Regions from separate parts of the Homo sapiens genome. Here region 2 is linked to region 1. The links are chromatin loops, found by intact Hi-C in ENCODE. Cell type or tissue: GM12878. All regions are shown on one strand. Links, peaks and the distances in the headings refer to the core of each region. The heading gives the core; the rest is flanking DNA.

What was found. Peaks named below come from ENCODE experiments on the same cell type or tissue, not always from the same donor. Only the 100,000 strongest peaks of a DNase experiment are listed, where the experiment ranks them.
Region 2: it touches region 1 in a loop (3-fold over the local background); 4 of 110 quality-filtered maps call a loop at or near these places.

Annotation. Positions count from the first base shown.
Region 1 is chr3:46,091,482-46,103,691 of GRCh38, reverse strand. No RefSeq gene overlaps it. Among named protein-coding and RNA genes, the nearest start is that of XCR1, 70 kb to the right of the region's middle. RefSeq lists an enhancer at 5,943-6,052. In GM12878, for the core only: no CTCF peak of the experiment used is centred there; DNase peaks (open chromatin) are centred at 5,101, 5,701, 8,171 and 10,791; H3K4me3 peaks cover 1,760 bases; H3K27ac peaks cover 7,566 bases.
Region 2 is chr3:46,293,869-46,306,078 of GRCh38, reverse strand. No RefSeq gene overlaps it. Among named protein-coding and RNA genes, the nearest start is that of CCR2, 54 kb to the left of the region's middle. In GM12878, for the core only: no CTCF peak of the experiment used is centred there; a DNase peak (open chromatin) is centred at 6,668; H3K4me3 peaks cover 385 bases; H3K27ac peaks cover 2,662 bases.

The DNA of each region.
Region 1 (12,210 bases), core at 3,856-11,855:
CTGTGGACTGGAAAAGCCATCCCATAATAAAGAGCACACAGGGCCAGGCGCGGTGGCTCATGCCTATAATCGCAGCACTTTGGCAGCTGAGGCAAGCAGATCACGAGATCAAGAGTTCAAGACCAGCCTGGCCAACATGGTGAAACCCTGTCTCTATTAAAAATACAAAAATTAGCTGGGCATGGTGGCACGTGCCTGTAATCCCAGCTACTCAGGAGGCTGAGGCAGAATTGCTTGAACCGGGACCCAGGCGGCAGAGGTTGCAGTGAGCTGAGATCATGCCACTGCACTCCAGCCTGGACTACAGAGCAAGACTCCATAAAAAAAAAAAAAAAAAAAAAAAAAAAAAAGCACACAGAGGTGATTGCCAGCAGTCAAGCCACGTGGGGAAAAGCCAAACACTCCATCCCTCCCAGAAGAACCCAGTAAATAGGCGCCAGTGGACACCATGAGAACCCAGGGCTATTGGGAAGAAATGTGTAACAGAAGATTCCTGGAGGGTTAACCTTTAATGTGACAAGGTTCTTAAGGCCTCATGGCTTCACCAGTGTTCAGAAGAGGCAAGAAACAGGAGGGAGCATTCTCTTCCTTTGTAGAACACTTTGCAGTTATAAAGTACATTCTTATTTGAGTCTCATCACAATTCTTCAACATAGGTAAGGCAAGGCTAGTATCTCCACTATGCAGGAGAAACATGAGGCCCAGTAAGTTAAAGTGATATATCAAAGGTCATATGACTCAGCATGACAGAATCAGGTCATCTTGACTCTCCATTGCCTACTCCAATGTATAACTGGGGTCTCTGCTTAGGCCAGGGCAGCACCTAGGCTGGAAATCAAGTGGTGGGCACCTCTAGAAATGCTTGGTGAGATGGTCACTAGGTGACTATCAGAGTTTGCAAATTTTAAATCTTGCAATAATTCATTTTGTAACTATATTATATTGATATTCATCAACACTAACTGATTCATTCTTGCAACTTCTGGTGGTTTTTGAAACGTGCTTGTAAATTATTTGACACTCTGCACATTAAGAGACAGAGTCAGTATCCTCACCTCTTGAACTTGGGCGGGCCCTTGTGGCTGCATTAATGAACAGAATGTAGTAGAAGTGTGACTTCTGAAGTCAGATTAGAAAAGATCATGCAGCTTCTACCAGTGTCTCTTTAGGAAACTTACTCCAAGGCTCCAGCTGTCATGTAAGAAGTCTGGTTACCCTGGAGCCACTTTGGGGAGAGATCATATGGAGGAGATTGAAAGATAATGATAGATAGATAGATAGAAGATGATAGATAGATAGATAGATAGATAGATAGATAGATAGATAGATAGATCCTCCAGCTGTTTGAGTCCTTCAGCCCAGGTTCTAGACCTGTGAGTGAATAACTCTTCAGAATGGCCCTAACCCAGCCACTATCTTTTTGCACCTTAATGATAGACCACATAAGAACCACCTGGCTGAGCCCAGCCAACCCTAGAATGTCATTGCTTTAAACCACTGTTTGGGGTGGTTTGTTACACAGCAATAGCTAACCAGAGCACATCTTATCAATTTATCTAATAGGAGTTTATATTTATGCAAAAGTCATAATAGTATCCTGTAATCTGGGACTCCCTTGTCCATGCTTTTGGCTTGAGCTCCCAGTCCATATTCCAGGTAAAGTTATTCCCTTGGTGGCAGTGACTCCAAGAGCAGATATTGTTTCTGAAACAGAAACATAAATAGTCTTCATCAATGGCAATTGTTGTTATTTCCATTATTAATGAAACCATACTAACCAAATTAGGGCTGAATGTGGATATTAATTATTCTTCCCCTTCACATCCTCTCCTGCCCTTACTTGCTCTTTAGAAGCCTACTTTATAAGGAATCATGGAGTTTTAGAAAGTAAAAGCGATCTGGGAGACATCAGGACCCACCCAACTATTTTACAGAGGAGGAAAATGAAGCTGGGGAGAGGCTACCACTTGCCCCAGCCTGCACAGTTGATAAGAAGGCCAGGTGGGACTAGAACACAGGTCTCCAGGCAATCAGGTCCACATCCTTGATTCTCTCTTTCATCTCATTCTGTCTTGGACTGAAAATGGACTCTGCCACTTTTAGCAAGGACCCTCCTGAGGAAAATCCAGACCCTGAAGGCTGACCACTAGGTCATCTCATAGTTGAGAGGAAGCTGACTAGTGTCCTCTCAGCCACCTAGTATGACTCTAGGTCAAATCAAGATCCCATCCAGGTTAATACATTCATGTGAACAGCTATTAAAAACAAACAGAACAAACCAAAATGGAACCAAAACAAGCAAGGTTGGTGCTTTTTCTTTTTCACTGAAAGTGGGAAATAAATGAGAGTTGTCTGTGCTTCTTGATATTAATCGTGTGAGGTGGCAGAGAAAGATGTGGGACTTGAAGCAGATTCAAAATTCTCCCTCCCACCAAATCCAAAAAACACCAGAGATTTTTGTTCATTTGTTTTTGAGAAAACAGGCAAAAGTCTTCCAAACCAAGGAAGGAACAAGCATCATACCATACACTACTTTGCAAAGTGCGGTCAAAAGCAGAACTGGAAAATACTTGGCATCATCAAGTGGCTTCCCCCAGAAACAATAAGGATGGAAATGGGGTGGAGCTGGGTCAGAGGGATGTGGCCTGGAAGCTGAGTGGACAGATTCTAAAAAGTATTACTTAAATCCCCAATTTTAAGGAAGTTGATGAGGAAGGCTGATTTCTAGCTTCCTAGATGCTCAGAACACATTTTGGGGTTGCAATAAAAGTGGAAGTTATTGGTGAGGGCAGTGGCAGGGGGTGATGTCCTTCACGTTAGAGCCTCTGGAGGTTGGAAAGTACAAAGACCAGGGTGAGCATAAAAGGAAGTGATTGATGGAATGACTGGACCTAAACTGCTGTGGAAACTGGCCTTCACCATCCCACCTCTCCCTAATCCCATGGGCAGAAAATGGCAGCTTTTACCTTAAAAGCTGGAAAAATAATCCTTTTTTATTTTTATTTTATTTCAATAGTTTTCGGGGAACAGGTGGTTACAGGGATAGATTCTTTAGTAGTAATTTCTGAGATTTTGCTGCACCTGTCACCCAAGCAGTACACTGTGCCCAGTGTTTAGTCTTTTATCCCTTACCACCCTTGCACCCTTGAGAAATAATCTTTTTAAAAAGCAAATAAAAGCTGACTGGAAGGGGCTGAGGCTTCCAACATGGGAGTAACATCTTAGAGCAGGGGTCTCCTTGAATTGGTTTGACTTCTCCCACTCTCACAGAAGAAAGCAAGATTTACCCATCAGCACCCCCTTCCACAGCCAGAGAGCTCACAGTCACACCTTCTCATTCGCAGAAGGACCCCAGTCCCCCATTTACTTCAACTTAACAACCCAACCTAGAATGCATAAATAGAAATGAGCTGCCACAAACACCATTCACTCAGGAAAAGAAAAGGACCAAGATAAGTCAACAGAACAAATGAACTTGGAGGAGGTAGAACAAGGAAAGGAAAAAGAACTAAGTAAAAACCTTAAACTCTAATTATCCTCTTGGAGAACCAAGATGATACGTCCGTAAAACAAAACCCACACTTTGGGAGGCCAAGGCAGGTGGATCACGAGGTCAAGAGATTGAGACCATTCTGGCCAACATGGTGAAACCTCGTCTCTACTAAAAATACAAAAATTATCTGGGCATGGTGGTGGGCACCTGTAATCCCAGCTACTCAGGAGGCTGAGGCAGGAGAATTGCTTGAACCCGGGAGGCAAAAGTTGCAGTGAGCCCAGGTCACGCCACTGCACTCCAGCCTGGTGACAGACCGAGACTCTGTCAAAAAAAAAAAAAAAAAAAAAAATCTTCTATTAAAAAGGAGCAGTTGAAAACCAAGAGTTTGTTCTAAATCCCTTTTAAAATATATTTACTTTTTATTATCACAAATATAATACATTCAATTTTTTTGAAACCAAAAGTCAAAGACAGAAAAAATACATTAAAAATTCAAGAAGAACTTGCAGAATACAGAGTAAAATGACCAAAATAAAATGGGTAATTGGAGAAAAAAAATACATAGGGTCAATTTAGGTGGCTCAACATTTACATTGCAGGAATTTCAGAAAAGGAGAAGAAGGAAAACAGAAAGCAGAAAATTATCAAAGAAACAATTGAAAAAAATCTCCCGGAGTTGAAGAAAGATATAAGCTTTGGATTGAAAGACCCCAAGCACTGAGCACAATGAACAAAGAGTGATCCATAGAAATAACCTCTTGGAATTTCAGAGCACCAACAATCTAAGGAGATCCTAAACACTCTCAGAGAGAAACAAGAAACAAATAAACAACAAAAGAATAAGAACCAACTTTGGGAGGCCAAGGCAGGTAGATGACTTGAAGTCAGGAGTTTGAGACCAGCTTGGCCAACATGACAAAACCCCGTCCTATTAAAAATACAAAAGTTAGCTGGGTGTGGAGGCAGGCACCTGTAATCCCAACTACTCCAGAGGCTGAGGCAGGAGAATCACTTGAACCCAGGAGGTGGAGGTTGCAGTGAGATGAGATCACACCACTGCATTCCAGCCTGGACAACAAAGACTCCATCTCAAAAAAAAAAAAAAAAAAGAATAAGAACCAGATTGGCATCTTTCTCATTAGCAGTTTGCACCTCTGAAACAGAGAGGAGTTAGCTTTAAGGATTCTCAGACCCTGTTTAACTCAAAAGCTTATGAATCCAAATTTCTAGCAAGTGTGAGCATTGCCATTGAGATCATGCGACCCTGGCAATCTTGATGACAAAAATGGCTGGGCTCTATTTTCTGTTGTTGTTGGACAAGAATCTCCCTTGATATCTGAAGCTAAGAAGTGCTAAGAACCTCATGCTCCTCCAACAGCATTGCAATAACTTGCTCCAACAGAAGGCCAAGTCCACATAGATTAACCTTGATGTTCACGTAGAAAAAGGCCAAAGACCTCACACACTGAAGGCCAGCAATCCCCTGCAAGCCCTGCTCCAGCCCTTGAAGAAGCCAGCAATCATTTGGGCTGTGGCCTCCCACAGAGGAGTGAGTCTTCTCTGTTTTGCAAGAAAAGCAGGAAGTATGTTGAAAGTCATAACCACAGCAAAAAACTGCCACATCAAACTGAGAGGTGCTCTCTAAACATGGAGATATCATTCACCACCAGGAACCCAGATGAAAGTAAATCCCACTGTCCACAGAGTTACTTACACACCTGTTCATGTCTTGGCCAGGATTTTATCTAAAATGAAGTTCTGTGTGTAGTAGGTTATTAATAAAAGCAAAACAAAGAGAAACAGAAACTTCTACCCTCACCTGTCCAAGAGAAGCCACACTCGTGGTGAGATCCTGTAACAAATGACAATTAATTTGACCTTTCTAACTGGAGTGTCTGGAATTGTGGGGTCAGGTTTTGAAGATGAGAGGCTGTAACTAAGAAATATCCACTAGCTGTTAGTAGAGAGTCTACAACCTTGCCTTTTAAAGTGTAGTTCTCAGAGCAGCAGCAGCAGCTGCTGCAGCACCAGGAGGCTTTATGAGACACAGAGTCTTAGGCCACAAGCCAGACTGCCTTTCACCAAAATCTCCAGAGGATACATTTGGGCATTAAAGTTTGAGAGGTGCTGGTGTACAAGACCTGGGTGGATGTGGATGTGCATGTGCTGGGAGGGACCCTTCTTGGAATTTTGTACCAAAGATTGTGACCCTCTTAGGCAATCAAGTCTGAGTCATAGAGGAGGCCCCAGAAATTCAGCCTAGAAACGCCTGTGTTTAAAAACAGAAGGCCATGGCTTCCAGGAAGGATGATCTATTTTATAATACCGTAAGGTTTCAAAATGACTACAGCCCCCTTATCCGCCTCCACTGAGCTCCACACCGTCGTCTACCCTGACACTCTTGGTGCTGGAGACATAGGGGTCCGGAGCAAGGCAATCACAGGGGACAGGAACCTTGCTTTTTGAGACCCTGGGCCCCAGAACAGCTCTAGCCAAGGCTCCCACACCCCTCATTCTAGAAATGAGGGTTTTCTAGAAAGTCAGGCCTGCATGCAGGGAAGGGAGGTGAGGGTGCCCATGAGTGAGCCGCTCAGAAATCCCTTCTCCAGCCCCACTCTCTCAGTGACCCCACCTGGACATCATCTACTCTATCCACAAGAAGCGGGTTCAGCCGAGGGGATTGACCAGAAGCTCAGGTGTGAGCCTGAGGGCTGACTGCTGGTTATTTTTCTGTCCTGGAACACCTGACCCACCTGCCTGTCTTCATGTCGCCAGTGTGGGGAGGGAGAGAGACAACTAACTATAACCAGGAGGGTCCCCGCAGTGGCTCCGGCCTCGCCTCCCCTTTCTTGCCTGAGACACTAACTTAGTTCCTGGTTTGGTGCCTGTCGGCGCCTCCATTACCAGTAGCTTAGCTCCCACCGTGGGGAGGGAATCAAAGAGGTTGTGCCGCCCTTGCCATGTAGCTGCCCCTGAATCTCATCCAGGTCAGTTCCAGATTCTAAACTGAATTTTTTTCATGATATTGTCAAAACAGTGAGGAAACATTTTTTAAAAGCCCTATAGAAAAAAAGAAGAAGAAAGAAAGAAAGAATTGGGTTCAGCTGCAAATAACAGGAAAAAAAAATAGTGGCTTAAACCAGTGCCTCTCAAACCATCCTGTACACAGAAATCACCCGGGGATCTTGTTAAAATGCAGACCGTGATTCAGAAGCCCTGGGGCTGGCCCTGACGTTCAGCATGTCTAATGGGCTCCTGTGCGATGCCCAAGCTGCTGGTCCACAGAGCTCACTCCATAGGGAGGGCTTCAGCAAGACAGGAGTGTATTCCTCAGCCACAAGAAACCTGGAGTCTGGCCCTCCAGACTATATCCATCGCTGGTGATGGGACCATTGGTACACCAAACCTCAGCAACATTCAATTTACCCATCTAACAAATCTGCATGTGTACCCTCAGAACCTAAAATAAAAGTTGAGATAGAGGAAAAAAAAGAGTTTGTTGCTTTCAGCCTCTTGATTAGTGAGATGGAAACAAACCATCAATACACAATGCTGTCTGGCTTCCTCTGTGTGGAAAGTGCGGATAGGGATTGAGAGGGTCCTACTTGCCAAGGCCACAAGTTTGGGATGAGTCAGCTGCATCATACATCAGCAGATGAGCTGTGAGGCAGGGATGCTCCAATGGGCACAGAGCAGCCAGACCCACAACCTGCCCTGAAGCCACTCAGAGATCACAGTTCAGTTACAGGGTACATGGTGGGCGGCCTAAGAATGGGGAGAAACTGGGGACCTAGGACCCAGGACCTGGCCACACTGAGTGGACGAGATCAGCTTCAGGTCCCGGGAAAGTTCTTCCCAGAAGGCAAAAATGATTCCTGAAGCATATGGTCATTGTGATACCTTGGCTGGCAATATAATCTGTAGTCCAAACCAGGGACAGTGTTGAGAATAGAAAGCCAAAATCACTTAATAGGCCTTAACTGATCTGTGGTATGCATTAACCAGTTGTCGGCAAGTCCAGAACTGTGGACCTTCTCCTAACCCTGTGAGTGGACATCTGCCAGGTAAGCTGGCCACAAGCAGACTGCACTGGAACACTTAGGGTCTCCATTTTGGCCTAGATGATCCTCAGGTCAGGATTCAGACATGTTGGGCAGCATCAGAAGGACAGGGTGGGTGATTGTGGTCCTTGATAGCAGGCATAGGGCTTCAATAAGGAGTGAAAGCTCCTGTAAAGCAACTACTGACTGTTGACAGTGAACGGATTCATCAGAAACTCAACTCAGGCTGGGCGCGGTGGCTCAAGCCTGTAATCCCAGCACTTCGGGAGGCTGAGGTGGTTGGATCACGAGGTCAGGAGATGGAGACCATCCCGGCTAACACGGTGAAACCCTGTCTCTACTAAAAATACAAAAAATTAGCCAGGCGTGGTGGCAGGAGCCTGTAGTCCCAGCTACTCCAGAGGCTGAGGCAGGAGAATAGTGTGAACCAGGGAGGCAGGGCTTGCAGTGAGCCCCACTGCACTCCAGCCTGGGCATCAGAGCGAGACTCCGTCTCAGAAAAAAAAAAAGAAAGAAAGAAAGAAACTCAACTCAAACCAGCTTTAGCAAAAAAGGGAATCTGTGGGCTGTGTAACCAAATCACACAGAGTACAGAGGTGCAGCTAAACCCAAGGACAACTGGATTCGAAGATTTGAATATTGCCAGGACTTCCTCTTTCTTCACCTACATCTTCGTCAGCTTGGGTTGCTATGACAAGTTACTATAGACAGGGTGGCTTAAACAATAGGCATCTATTTCACAGCTCTGGAGGCTGGGAAGTCCAAGATCAAGGTGGAGACGGATTTGGTTCTAGTGATGTCCCCCTTCCTGGCTTGCAGATGGCCAGCATCTCAGTATGTGTTCCTATGACAATTCTTTGTGTGTGCACACTTGAAGAGAGAGTTTCAGTGTGTCCTCTTCCTCTTCTTTTAAGGGCACTAATCCCATCATGACTTCATCTAAACCCAATTACCTCCCAAAGTCCCCACCTTCCAAATACTATCACATAGGAGGTTAGGACTTGAACATATGAATTTGGGGTGAGGGACACAAACATTCAGTCCATAACAACCTATGTCTCTGATTCTCTCTGCATATTGGACTCATTCTCTCAGTCCAGCTGTCCCCACAAAGTCAAAGCCATGCCTGCAGGCAGCTCTGAACCAACAATGGCAGGGAGGAGAATCAGCATCCTCACCAGCTCCAGGTGGAAAAAAATCCCAGAGAAGGCTCGTGATTGGCTTTGTGGGCCCACTTGCCCATTCCTGGCCAATTGCTTTGGCCAAAGGGATGAGGCCACTGTGATTGGCCCAGGCAGATCGTGTGTTCATCCTCACACCACAGGGATGGTTGGATTGGTGAAAAAGCAGCTTTCCCCCAGAATGGGAAGGCTGTTGTAGGCAAGCCAAGCAATGAATGCCCATTGCAAAGGGAGCTGGAAGTGGTTAAGGGATGAAGCAAGGGCTGTGCTAAATGGAACTATTGGCCAGTCTCTGTAAGATGCCTGGGGCTGCTTAGAAATACTTTAGGGGACTTACTTTGCAAGGAGCTGAAATCATGAAATAACATGTTGTAAACCAAAGAAATGTGTTCATTACTGTTAATATAGGGGCTGAAGTACCCTGGTACTATGATATCTGCAATTTACTTAAAAATATATTGGCACTGAAAATGTAATCTAAGTGTGGGTGTAGCCTTTTAAATCTTCACTCCAGAGGAAGCCAGTTGCCCTAATCAAGACAACTCCAGGGTGGTAATTAGAGTGTAATCGGAAGGCCATACCCCAGACGGACACCCACAAGTGCTTCAGCTGTCTTCTTCTCTGATTAGTGCCAGCAGTTTTGTTCATTAATATAATGAACATGGACATGAGTTTTCATCAGTGAAGCATGAAACTCCACAGCAAGAAACTCCACAAACTTACATGAACAGGCCATTCGAATCTAATGGGCCTTTCTTCCTCCCTACTTAGGAATGTCACCCACGACATTTGTGTCAGCTTCTGGTTCAGGAGAATGCGGGCCAACCTCAGTCTGACTAGATGGTTCACCAATCCTACTACTAGACTGTTGTGATATTTGCCTTAACTGAACCTCTCTTTCATGCAAGATCTCGTTGGAACCTCCTAAAGAACAGAGATGCTGGACTTTATCACACTCAGGAGGTGACTGATGTGAGCCTGCTTGCTAATAAATGTCTGTTTTGGGGGGAAGAATTCAGTCTGAGACTTGCTTTTATGGTAACCTGCAGTGAGGCTGTGAGGAGGAGCTGGCCCTAAACACCTACTACAATGGTGGCTGCTTTTATTAACCAAAAAGAACCTCCCAATTGTACAAGATCAAATTGGGAAGTAGAAGGTGCCCTTGTAAGCTCAGTGTGTGTGTGGGTTGGGGAAGACAGTTTTCATCAGAAAGATCTATCATCCGTCATGTCTCAGGGTCACAACCACTAAGTCAGGAAGCCAGCCCCCAAATAGGTGGGGAAAGGGTTTTGGGTCTAAGGCAGGGCCCATTCTAGAGAGACTAGGGAATGAGCAGATTTCCATGAGGAAGAGAGAGAAGACCCAGGAAGTGAGGCAAAGGCCTAGCAGCCAGAACTGGAGCACAAGATTGGAACCAGAGCAATGAGAGGACCTCCATGGAGGTGAGCCATCCAGAATCCAGCAGGAAGGACCATGAGTATGGTTTTGGCTGTCACAATAAGAAGGCTAGAGAGACCCGGAAGCAAACCAAGCCTGACAGCCCTCCATCCATCTGAACAACACCCCAAAACTACCATGAGGAAATGCAAGGAGGTCAGAATTTACAATGCCTAACTCTTTATCAAGAACCTTGAACCATCATGTTTCCCTTCCAATGATCAGTATTTTCATGGTCATTGCAAAGACTATCAAGGAAATACCTTTGTAGCTGCTGGCATGAGGATTTCTTTGAGGAAAAAGGGCCTTTGAGAAGCCCACTTCTCAAAGAGTCAAAGGGAGCTTCCAGCCTGGACTTTGGGCTGTTCCCATATTTTCTGTGGAAGGAAAGAGATTTTCCATAGCATGAAGTAGAAACAAGGATCAGAGCTGGGTGCTGTGGGAAAGGCCAGGGAAGAAGAGGGGAGGCACTGCCATAGCCCAGGGAAGGTTTCAAGGGGTTTGCGAGACACATTATGTGTGAGGTTAGCTTTCCCTGGGTCCCTCTATTAAAATATGTAGCAAATTCTCACTGCTTATTTATGCATGTGCGCTTCCTACTGCCCAGGTGTTGAAACTGACCTAAGACAATTTGGTCATGCACAACCACAAAGTTCCTTTTGGTTACTATCAGCTGCCACCATCAGATAAGAGTGGAAACTCACCCACTCCCCTGCTATCTCAATCCAAGTTACCCCAGGAGCAAGGCTCAGAATGAATTCTGTCCTAAATAAAAACATTTATTAGCAAGCAGGTAATGTTTTCAAATGCAAGAGAATTGTTTAGAGCCACAAAGAGATGATGAGGATGAAAACAGAGACCTTAACCAAACATAAGCACATGTCTCAGTGAGAAGATATTAACTTTTTCTAACTATATTTATTTATGCACACCTGTTACTTCATTCAAACACTTATTGGAGACAGGAACAACTTGTGTTGCTTTCAAAATCCCCATGGGACCTCACTCTCCAAACAGCAGGGGTAAAATAAGATAAAACATGAACCTTGAGTGCATACAAAGGAGCCTTGTGCATTGTGAAACATTAGTGATGATTCTTTGTTCTGTGAAGGTTTAGACATTGCAGGGGTAATTATGGGATGTTGCACCTCCCAAACCAAGCACTTTCCCCCAAGGTCTACCAGGATGATCTGCAAGAAGACTCCCTCACAAAGACACAAAGGGAACCGTGGGAGTGGCAGGCTTCATCTGTCTAGCTGCAGGTGCAAGGAGGAAGTCTACTCCAGCAGGAAAGTTTAGGTGTCTGGAATCTGCATAGTTCAATAACTGCTGTGGTTTGAATGTTTGTCTCTTCCAAAAGTCATGTTAAAATTTAACCCCCAGTGCAACACTGTAGGGAGGTAGGGCCTGAAGTAACGTCTTTAATCATGGGGGCTCGGCTCACATGAATTGATTAATGCCTCTGAAAAACAGGCTCAAGGGAATGGGTTCATTCTCTTTTTTCCCTTCCACCATATGATGCCTTCTGCCACGTGATACCTTCTACTTTGCAATGACACAGCAAGAAGACACTCACCAGATGACTTGATTTGGACTTCCCAGGCTCTGGAATTATGAGCCAATAAATTTCTGTTCATTATAAGTTACCCAGTCTGTGGTATTCTGTTATAAAAGCACAAAACAGATTAAGACAGTAATAGACAAAAAAACAGATGAGCATATAGCACTTGGGCCCAACCAGACATATGCTAAGAGGGGCAGAATTCAGCACTCAACAAAGAAGACTCCAGGAGTAGTGATTCTCTGAAATCCAGGAGGATAAGCAGCAGGTGAGAAGGCACCTGGGACAACAGTGGGTTACAAGGCTATAGCCATCAGCGTGAAATTTTGGAAGCAGAGAGGACTCCAGCCCTGAGCAGCAACTGAGAGTGACAAGAGTACCAAGAATGGGTTCTGGAGGGACGGAGCTGCTCTCAGGTAGAGATTTGAATCAAGAGAATGAGAGAAAATCCAAGTTCTCAGAAACCAGGCTAAG
Region 2 (12,210 bases), core at 1,943-9,942, 200 kb before region 1:
ACTTGGTACTAAAATTTAAATTTTTTTTTTTATTTCTGAAGGTATAGACACTTGTAATTAAAAGGGCATTATGATTTATTAGCTATAGGATATAAATAAGCAACGCATGTAGATTTCTTATCTTAAAATATTGCTTATGATTGATTATTGTCTTATTATCTTAACTCAGGATGTTTTGTTATGTGAAACAATAACTCCCCTTTTTGTTTAATCTATTAATTTTGGTTAGCTTTTGTGATAGTTGTGTCCAGAATCATCCTGATTCAGATTTACTCCAGATGAAATTAATGATGAATTAATTGAAAAAAGACTTTAAAATTACTGTATTTTGTTATTCTGGAGAAACAAATGAAGGAATTACTTGATACTAAAATAGAGCAATGACTACAAAATAATATGGGAAGAAATGACACAAAAAGAAGGAGTATATGAAAAAGAACAAATCAAAAATAGTAAAATCTTAGAAATTAAGATTATTGTCATCAAAATGGAAAATAATGCTCTCCAAACTACACACAAAGAAAATCCATGAATTGGAAATTAATATGGAGAAACCCACCCAGGACATAGCTCAAAGGAGCAAAGATATTTTATGTGGGAGAACTAATAAGAGACTAGAGAATAGATTGAGAGACTGACATTTGCGTGGTGTTTCAAAAAATAAGAGAGAAGGGGATCAGTGAAAACTAACATCGGAAAAATTAATAACTAATAATTATTCTAGAATTGGAGGACATGAATGTTCTATTCAACATATGCCTAGATATATTATTGTGAAATTGTAGCACATTAATGATGTAGAGAATCCCTTGAAAGACATCATCGAGAAAAGATTGGTTTTATGCCAGATGACAAGGTGTTCAAGGAAAATGACTATCAACATAGAATTTTACACCCTGCTAAATTGTTATTCAAGAGTGAAGACAAATGAAAGACATCTTAAGACATACAAGGATTAAGGGATTTTACTCTTTACAGGCACTCATTAAAAGAACTATTTTTAAAATGTGCTTCCACAAGAAGAAAAGTGAACCTAGAAGAAAATCATGACATACAAGAAATGGCTGTAAGGACAGAAACTGATAAAAATAGATTGGTAAATTTAACTGCTGATGGAAGAAAACTTACGTTGTTTAGAAATGTAAAAGAAAACCACCTAAACAAAATCCCCTAAACCTCAGGGCAGCAATGACTAGATAGTAGGGAGGTAATGCTCATTGAGCAAAGTGTGCAAAAATTTATGTCGCGTTGAGAAGAAAAATAGAAATATTGAAAAACTTTAGAATCTGTTAGAAAAACCTGTAATTCAAGATGGATGTTTTTTAAAACAAAGAAAAATAAGAGTAACTTCAAAGAGAATTGACTACACTGTATAAATTCCAGGGGGAAAAGCAGACTAAAGACAAGGGAAGAGATTTAAGAAAGGAAAAAGTTGGTCAACAGAAAACAAAACAGATTAGCTAAAGCGAGTCTGATTATATCCGTAATCAAAAAAAAGTTAAAAAGTAATGGAATAACATAATTTCTTAAGGATGTAGACTTTCAGACACTGCTTATACAAGAGCTCCTATAACAAAAGCACATAGGAAGACTGAAAATAAAGGGATGGAGAGGTATTCTAGAAAAAAAATTCACCAAAATCATGCTGAAGAGTAACATCAAATAGAATTTAAGGCAAAAGGTTTAATTTGAGAAAGAGAAAAACTACATAACATTAAAGAAACAATCTGCCAAGAAGGTAATTTTCATTTTGTTAATATAACAAGAAGAAATACAAAATTCTCAGCATTATAAAATGTTAAATACTGACTTTTCAAAAATTTTACAAATAAAATATTTTCCAATTTTTACATCAGAAATGAGGTTGCTCCCACAGACATAAGGCTTTATCATATTTTACACTTAAAATTGCTAAGCACATTTCAAATCAAGATTTTTCCTGTTAATAATTTCAAATTCGTGATAATCGTGATCAATGAGAAGCTTTATTCAAATAAGTAAGTGACAAAAATGAAAGCAAAATGTTTAGAATCATTCAAAAGTTTGCAACAGTTGAAATGATATTTGAAGGATCTAATAGTTGTCTTTCATTAGAAAATATAATGTTGAAATATCTTGAAATTTGAAATACAGACAAATATCAAAGGTATCAAATGTTTCACATGTAGGGTTTTTAACATGATGCAGTGCTACTTCACAAATCATGCATATATTGTTAGAATGGTCACCCTGCAAATGGTCGGGATGCCACTAAAAGGGCACAACAGCCACAATGGAGGGAAGTGACCAAAATATGTAAAACAGAGAATGGGTGCTGCCGCCAGGAGCTATATCTTCCAGGAGCCCTGACTGAGCCTCCCTAGCCCCCAACTCTACTGGAGACCTGGGCTGTGCTCCGGGTTCCTGGACACCTGTAACATGGACAAACTCCTCCTGCGATTTGACAGACCCCTTGTTCTGGATTGGCAGTCAAGGGCTCTGTAACTGGCTGGTGATGTGGATGTCATCCCTGGGCTTAGCACATACCATAGAGCAGCAAAGGCTGAATAAGCCTCTTGTGCCTGCCACCCGGGGTGAGCTTCCTGAGCCAGGGCTGCCCTCTGAGGAACCCCAGACTATGGCGCTCATGATAAGGCATTGCCCAGCTGTCCTAGGGCTGAATAAATCAATACGCTACAACATACTCATAGCCCATTCATGGCCTGCCAGCTCAGATGTTATGAAACAGAGAAGACACAGAACTTACAGAAAAGCTGACCATGTGTACATTTATACTAGACTTATTAGCAAGTTTGCAAGTAACTGTATCATACAGACCACACTTTCTGACCAGTTTATTAGATTAAAAATCACCTTCATATAGATTGCAAAAAGCAGAAGAACATGTGTTTGGAAGCTAAAAATAAGTTTCTGGCCAGGTGTGGTGGCTCACACCTGTAATTCCAGCATTTTGGGAGGGCGAGGCAGGTGGATCACTTGAGGTCAGGAGCTGGAGACCAGCCTGGGCAACATGGTGAAACCCTGTCTCTACTAAAAATACAAAAATTAGCTGGGTGTGGTGGTGGGTGCCTGTAATCCCAGCTACTCGGGAGGCTGAGGCAGGAGAATCACTTCAACCTGGGAGGTGCAGGTTGCAGTGAGCCAAGATCACACTACCACACTCCAGCCTGGGCGACAGAGCGAGACTCCATCTCAAAAATAATAATAATAATAAAATAAAATAATAAGTAAATTTCTAAAGGACTTATGAGTTAAAATGAAAGCAGAACAAAAGTTACAAAATATTTAAAACTAAATGAAAATGAAAACATGGATCCATAGTTTGCCATTTACTCTTCTGAAATCTAAGATTCTGAAAACTGCAACTTCTTTTCATAACTCTGTGAGTAGCCTAATCTGAGGCTATTCAGTCTTAATTAACTCACCTTTAACAAGAGTGATGAAAAGAAATGAGAAAAGGTACAAATAAGTAATATTAAAGCAACAACAAAAGATAGCTAAATGGGATAGAGGGTAGGCCTCAGGAGAGAACAGAGGGAGTAACTTTACGCCAATTCATTTGGAAATTTGGATGAAATGAATAACTTTCTAGAAGATTATGCATTTCCAAAATCAACTCATGAGAAATAGAAAAACTGAATAAACTTTTAAAGAAATCGCATTATCTCAGTTTCCTCTCTTTCCCAGCAGATTTCCAGAATAGGAAATATAAATAACCAATAAACATGAAAATAAGCTCAACTTTCATTATAATCAATAAAATGTAGATTGAACCTGTGTTGGGTTCACATTTCCCACACATCTGATTAGTAAAAATTAAAATATGTGATAAAGCCAAGTATTGGAGAGAACGTGACAAAAGCTACCATCTCCCACGATGTGGGTAGAAATTTAAATTACAAACCCATTTGTAAGAAATTTGGCATATCTATAAAATGTAGAGATGCCCTGATCAGCGCTTCTATTTTTAGGTATACATCCGGCCTAGAGAAATTTCTATACATGGGCACAAAGAAACAACAAGGGTGCCGGGCTCGGTGGCTCACGCTTGTAATCCCAGCACTTTGGGAGGCTGAGGTGGGTGGATCACCTGAGGTCAGGAGTTCAAGACCAGCCTGGCCAACATGGTGAAACCTTGTCTCTACTAAAAATACAAAAATTGTCCGGGCGTGGTGGCACACGCCTGTAATTCCAGCTACTTGGGAGGCTGAGGCAGGGAGAATTGCTTGAACCCGGGAGGCAGAGGTTGCAGTGAGCCAAGATCTTGCCATTGCACTCTAGCCTGGGCAACAAGAGTGAAACTCCCTCTAAAAAAAAAAAAAAAAAAAGAAAGAGAGAAAGAAAGAAACAGCAAGAGAGCCAGGGTGTGGCTGGAGCAGAGGAAGTGAGGGGGAGTGTGGTGGTGGGACCCAAGGCAGAGCAGGGGGTTGGGAGCCAGGTCTTGTGGGGCCTAGCAGGCCATGGGAAGGGCTTTTCCCTTTACTGGGAACCAGCTGGGGAGCTAGTAGAGGGCTCTGGGTAGTGGAGGGATGGATGTTTTAACAGGATCTCTGGCTGCTGCACTGAGCATAGCCTATTACAGGAAGGGCAGAGGAGGGAAGCAAGCCCCACCTGTGATGGTGGCTTGGACGAGGACAGTAGCAGTCGCGATGGTGTTAAGTGGTCAGGTCGTAGACGTAGCCCCAGGCCACACTATTGATGCTAAGCACATGGGTGGCACCAGCCTCACTGCCACAAACAGTCTAGTTGCGAAGGTTCCAAATTTCCAAACAGCAAACAAGTCATCTCTTCTAGTTTGTACTTATTGGAAACCAGCTTCTCCTTTTCAGGCAAGTTTCTTTCCTGTTCCTTGTTGGAGAGAGGAGGACACTGCTATTTCTGCTTCTGTAATTTTGAGTGTTTGGGAAGAATTTCTAAAAGTAAAGGGTGCTTGACGGATCCTAGTCACAGCAAGCATGGAGGTATCATGAAAGGCAGTAGGAAAGCAAACCCCGAACCAGAACAGCAAAATCCCTAAGGATCCCCACCCCCACAAAAAAAGCATTTTCAGAAACAAGCAATGAAATTAAACAAAATAATAATAATTTGAGTTTGAATCTGGCTCCAGAAAAAAGGGATTATCCTGTAATTGGTGCTTCTTTGTAAGAGGGAATCTGTTCCTTCGTGTCATTCTGTGAAAGGGAGATTCTCATTTTGCTCTGTCTAGGCACCAAGCCATTGACTCTAAAGGGTTGATTGGATATCCTGAGTTTGGAAGTTTATGAAGAAAATAAGAAAATTAGTTGAAAAGACTCGAAGTCATTCTTTGAAATGTACAGGTTGCCAACAGTTAATTTGAACATACATCTATCAAAGAACAAGTATCAAAAGCAAGCCAGCTAGGTGATTCTGTCACTTATAACCTCAGCCTGTTGCTGGCCTTGGAAGATTAGGAACATTCACCACCCCGTCCCCTCGGGCTGGTCTGAGCATGGATTGATGAGCAGAGCACCAGATGGACTTAGTTCTGCACCTATCCCACTGGCAAGAGTGCCAGTGCAACTGTTTAGGGCAACCTGCACAACCAGCCATACCCACCCCTCCTCATCCACATCTTGGTAAAACCCATAGCTAAGACCAAAGAAAGATCTCTTCGTTTTGGTTCAGTCTGGTTCCTCTTTTTTAATCCTTGTAATATTCATGTTTTTTTTTTTTTTTTTTTTTGTCGTCTGCTGTCCTTTTTGCATCCCACACAGGCCATGCTAATCCACCCTGACACAGGCTAGACTTGCCACTTCCTTTTATTAAGGCTGACACACTAACTGCCAAGAGTATCTCTCTTTTTGCAGTTTTACAAAGCTCAGACTTTAAAGTAGGTGATTTTCACAACTCTGTGCAATGTTCTAGCTGTTTTTCCCTTGTTGGATACTTGGCAGATCTACTTCAATATAAGAACTTATGAGCTGTCTTTTTCTTTTGTTATGTCTCTACAAGATGTCTCCTTCCTCTCCTCTCTTTTCCTTTCTTGTTAAAGCCTTGGATGTTCTAATTTTGAGGTGGCAGTGGTTTAGGTTTACCTGGTTTGTGGTGAGTGAAAAAAGCTCTTAGTCATCATAACGATGGAATTTAAGGCTTGACCATGGATGTCGGGGATTGATAATTCGGTTTGGGATTCCACAAAATGACACTGTAGATGCTAACTCCACTGGCCAGGGCTGCATTGCTTTTAATTTTCTATGCAGGTCTTGTATGACTGCCTTTGAATCTACTTTCTCAGTTACTTTTCTCTTTGACTTAGACAAGTTCCATTTTTAAATCATGACTGCTTGAAGTTAGGGGGCCTGAGATTCAGTCCCTTCTCTGCCAGTAAATGAGACACTGGTTCTGAAATGCTATCCCTCAGGACCTTGGTTTCCCCAAAAGTAAAGAGGGAAGATCAGGCTCTATTCCAGCTCTAACAGCCTGCATAATTTGGGAAGTTGTCTTTTACTATGTGCACTGTGCACTAAGGAAAGAAAAGAAGGGGGAGCCATCACCCTGGATGTGTTTTCCTCTGATGTCTCGTTTGCCTGTTTCATTATGATTCTAAGAAAATGGAGTGAAAGACGGACGAGGCTACAGAAATGATGTGTCTCTCTCATTTAAAAGTTTTTTTTTTTTTTTTACCTCTTTCTGTGCCCTCCCTGACAGTGGTTCTCTAACTTGTCCTTGTTAAAGCAAGGATTGACAAGGCCACCAAGAGAGTTTCTGGTTTAGTAGCTCTGGGGTAGGTTGGGGCCAAGACTGCACTTCTGACATCATGTGGCTGAGACTGCTGGTCTGGGGATCACACTTTGAGAACCACTGTTCTATGGAACTAGTCTCAAAGCCACAGTCTCCTAAATTCCACAGTCTCAACTTGATCTCTTTCTCCAGCACCTGACTGGCTGGTGTTCCTAGCATAGGAGACCCCATTGAATCGGCACCTCACTTTCATCCATTTGGTTTGGGCAAGAGCACCTATACTCAGACTAAGTGTCTCAGCCTCTAAACCACATTAAGCGGCCCAGGTAGAGGCACCGAACTCCATCTGGGCCAATGAGCGGCTTCCAGGGTGACCTGGAGTGGAGACAAACAGATTTCAGCCTCTCAGATTTCACCCTTTACGATAGAAACCCTCAGCTGGTGGAAGTAAGACATAAAGAAAGCTTATTCGCAGCCACAGGAAGAGAGAGGCAGAGGTTAAAAGATAAGTTGAGATGAGAGAAGCAGAAGGAGATCCTTGTTGCCCCAGTCTCCCATCTCTGTCAGCCGCCCTTTTTTGAGGCCCTGCTGCACCTGTCTTTGAATTCCATGAAGAGCTCCTGTACCCTTAAAATAAATTCCTCTGTTGGCTTAACCCAGAGGTTTTCAGGTTTTCATGTGCCTCAGCTCCCTTCATTAATATACACTGCTGGATGCCGCACCCAGAATTTCTGATTCAGCAGGTCTGGGTTGGGGTTGGGGCCTGAGATTCTGCATTCCTAGCAGGCTCGCAGGTAATGGGATGCTGCTGATCAGGGATCTGACTTTGAGAACCAGTGGCTGCAGAAGTAGCCTTAATATTTCTGCTTGTATAATAAAAACTAGGGTGTCAACGGAGCCTCCTGCTCCTCGAAGAGTTCATGTAGTAGTTTAATATTTCCACTATTCAGTCCCCACAATGACCCCTGGGGCAGAGGGGGGTGTTGCAATTCCTGATTTACAGATAAGAAAACCATGGCTGTTGGAGGTTAAGTTACCTGCTGACATCCCTCTCTTAGAGAGGGCAGAGCTGCGAGTTGAGCACAGCACTGTCTGACTTGGAAGCTCATGTTCTTAACTTGTGCTCTGTTTCACTTCCCATTGTGGCCAAACTGGATCTGTGTTGCCATCTGGACATGGCCCATGCTGAGCCCTCTGCGCTTTTGCTTAGGCCGGTCCTGCCTGGAGTGCTGTCTGCCATGGGCTCTACCCAGCCATCCTTCAGAGGCCTGTCAAAGTCTCCCTCCCATGTGCAGCATCTCCAGATTTCCTAATCTCTCTCCACTTCCTATCAAAACATTTATAACGTCTTCCTCCTTTGAGTAGCCATCACACTTTGTATTTATCTTACTATCTGTTGTCTTGTCTCGGAGTCACGTGTTTTCCCAGTTCCATGCACTGGGCTGTGAGATTCTAGAAGGTGGGAACTGATCTTACTCATGTTTGGATCACCCATTCCCTCCACTCCCAGCACCTGGCTCAGTGCCTCAAACACACCCAGCACTCAGCAGATGCCAGTGAGGTTTAACTAGAAAAAAAGAGTGGTTTGTTCTTTGGTGCAGGCTGTGGCTTAGGGAGATCACCCTGCTGGATGCTTATCAGGAGCGCTCTAGGGCCGTGGGAGGAAGGGAAGGGGAGGAGAGGATGTGGGAAAAGAGAGGGGGAGGCCACGCAGTCTCAAAACCTCAGCCTACCCCACATGGCACTCTGGGGCTAGGATGGGCCTGCAAAATTATGCAGGGATGAGGCAATGGATGAGGGCCGCCCTTGCCCCTGGACAGGGGCATGACTTTGGGCAAGGTGACTCTTTTCAGCCAACATGATTCCCAAAGAAGGCTGAGAGCTTGGGGTATGTTAGCAGAACTCCAAGCACTGGGAAGATGAGCCCTTCAGTGCCAGAGGGGAGTCTAGGGATGCCACATAATGACCACTGCATCCCTTTAAATGACCATCTTCATCTATTTGACCCTGGTGCTCCCCTTCTGCTGCCTGTTTTCTGCACCTTATACTCAACCCAGGGATTTAGGGTGGCCTCTCTGGTGTGGCAGATTACCCAAAACCCATCTCTCCTCCTTTCTCTGGCCATGATTGTACTCAAGACAGCCTCCTTTGCAGCTAGGGGTGGCCAGGTGCACAGTCCTGGCCAATGAGACCTAAGTAGAAGTCTGCTGAGGATTCCTGGGAAATTTTCCCTTCCTGATATTGTTGTTGTCCCTTCCTCCTCCTAGTTTTTTTCTTCCTGCTTGGAATGCCATCTGGAGCCCATGTGGCAGCCACAGCATGAAAGCCTCATTTCAAAGAGATGGATGCAGCTGCTGGGGTTTGTGTGTGAGTTAGCAAGGCCATATTCAGTTGAGTTCCTGTGGCTGGGGTTCTACTGTATGTGGGGATGGCGGGTGGAAATGGGGGCTGTGACAGATGCAATATACTGGAATGCCACCCACCCCTGTTGCTATGGCTATTGGGGCATTGTTCCTATATACCTGGTTATTTAGAAGCTGGAGCTGTCAGTCATAGATTATAGGTCTTGGATTTGGGGAGTTGATGAAGAGTTTTGGAGAGTAAGGAAGGGGCACTATAGGGTGGGTGTGGAGAAGGCAAGCCAGCAAGAAACAAGCATAAGAAGAGGAAATGATTAGGTCAAATCACTGCTGTCCAATAATGGTCACTTCCTACCAATTCCCAGTGTTGTGCGCACAGCCAAGTCTTTCATGGGCCTTACTCAAGACTAGGGAGGGGGCATGGGAGAGCTTAGGCTCTGAATCTTGTATTCCTCACTGATAAGCTGTGTGAGCTTGGGCAAGGCAGTTAGCCTCTCAGTTTTCATTTGAAAAAAGATGCAATGTGACATACAAATAAGAGATATGCCATGAAAAACACTGAAAATAAATAGATGAGAAATGGAAGAAAACAAGTGGACACCAGATCCAGGCCACCAGGGGTGTGCTCCAAGGTTCAGAATTGCTGTATGCCCTACAACAACGTGGCTGTCAGCTGTCCAGCAACCAGAGCAAAGAGCAGAACACATCTATGTTCTGATTCTTTTTTATGTTGTTTGTTTGTTTGTTTTGAGGTGGAGTCTCGCTTTGTTACCAGGCTAGAGTGCAGTGGTGTGATCTCAGATCACTGCAACCTTTGCCTGCCAGGTTCAAGTGATTCTCCTGCCTCAGCCTCCCAAGTAGCTGGGACTATAGGCATGCGCCACAACTCCCAGCTAATTTTTGTATTTTTAGTAGAGGCCGGGTTTCCCCATGTTGGCTAGGATGGTCTTCATCTCTTGACCTCGTGATCTGTCTGCCTTGTCCTCCCAAAGTGCAGGCGTGAGCTCCGTGCCCGGCCATATGTTCTGATTTTTTAGACTCAGAAGATCAGGCAAGGTAGTTCCCCAGTAGATTCACAGTCATTCTTGGTACAGGATTCAAGGAGAAAAATGTCTCAGAGAAAATGGGTTTTCTTTGAGAAGACACAGAAGCGATGAAGCCTGTCCTGAAGTCTTTTACATCTTGAAAAAAGTGCTTAAATAAGCTTAGAGTCCCACACTGGTGTATCAAAGGCTCTGCAAGTCTCACATCTTCCAGAGCTTCTGGAGCACAGAAGACCATCTTTGACTTCTTCTTCCTCTTGTCCTGTTTTTCTGTAGCAGTCATTAATTAGTGTGTCCTGGAGAACAGGATGGCAACTACCAGTGCAATGTAATGAACGTCCTTTTGAAGATCCATGGAGTAAAGACAGCTTCGAAGGGCAATTTTATTTTATTTTTTATTTATTTTTTGAGACGGAGTCTCTGTTGCCCAGGCTGGAGTGCAGGGGTGCCATTTTGGCTCACTGCAACCTCCGCCTCCTGGGTTCAAGTGATTCTCCTGCCTCAGCCTCCCGAGTAGCTGGGATTACAGGCACCTGCCACCACACCTGGCTAGTTTTTGTATTTCTAGTGGAGATGGGGTTTCACCATGTTAACCAGGCTGATCTCGAACTCCTGACCTCAGGTGATCCACCCACCTCGGCCTCCCAGAGTGCTGGGATTATAGGAGTGAGCCACTGACCCTGCCTCAAAGGGCAATTTTAAAATAGAGCACTCCTCACTGGGAGTCGGTGGTGACAAGCTGAGGCACAGTCCAGTAAGCAGTGTTTCGAGTGGGGAGAGAAAGCCGGGGAGTGTCTGGCTCGGGTAGGCATTCAATCTCTCTTTCTGCACTCAGAGAGCAGTTCCTTGCTAAGGGACGAAGGCCATTCTTAGCACATGAGCTATTCCTTTCTTTCCTGATTACAGGAGTTGAAATTTCCTTTTCATGGGTTTCCTGAAAGCAAAAGTAACATCCCTGGACACCTTGCTGGAGAGGCAGTGTATTACTTGTAACCAAACACATATTCCCCCAGTAGGAAGGTCACATGAGTAAAGGAAAGAAAGGCCCTGTGTGTTGGCCCAGTCTCCACTTGTCCATGAAGCTTTCTGTAGCAGCCCCAATTTCAGCCCCTTCTCTGTTGTTTGCACATTGCCTCAGCCTCCACTTCAGGCAGTCTCTTCTGTCTGCCTTATTGCCTATATAAGCATTTCTAAAACTTTAACCTGCCTACAAATCATCTGGGAGTCTTGCTAAAAATGCAGATTCTGATCAGTAGCTCTGGGGTGGGGCTTGAGATTCAGCCTTTCTGAAAAGCTCCCAGAGGGTATGGATGCTGTTAGTCCATGAACTTCACTGTGAATAAGGAAGCCCTACATCAAACCATGGCACTGCTGTTCATTGCCTTCCAATTGTTTCACATCCTCTGTGCATGCCATAATGCTTAATTCAATACTGTGTCCATGGACGCTGGTTCTAAGTGTTTGGTGGGCACCATGGAAGCTATCAGAAAATCACAAAAACTAACCTGATTCTTCAGTTTCAGGAATTGGAGCTAGGATCATGGACAATTAAAGAGAAGAAAACCTCTGCCCCTCTCGCAGCCCCAGGATGTCTCAGTTTCAATTCCTGTGTTGAAATCCCCTTCTCCTCACCTGTTCTTTCACCTTTTTGTCTTGGCTTCTGTAGAAGGATTGAAACTAACAACCTTTGAGTTTAAGTACTTAAAGTAATTTCCTTCTTGCAGGTTTTGAGTTATCTACATGATTCATCTCCCCCTCTGCTTTTTGAGAGTCTACAACTCCCTGCCCCAGCAAGCCCCCAAGCCCACTCACTCCTGGGATGTGTCACAGTTGCTTTGCCAGTTCCCTGGGACTCCCCCTTGCTCTGTGATATCAGCCTTCTTTCTGGAATAGAGAAGACGTGGATGCCTGCCCCATCCACATCTCACTAATCCTTTCTCTGTTGTTTGCACACTGCCTCAACTGGGGATCCTGTGTGCCGTGCTTTCTGCAGAAGAGCCACACAGCCTCAAGGTCATGGAGGCTGTGAACATGGGTGGGACCAAGACGCAGCTCAGAAACAGGTGGGTGCTTATTATTCCATTGCTGCTCGCCTCACCCAAGGT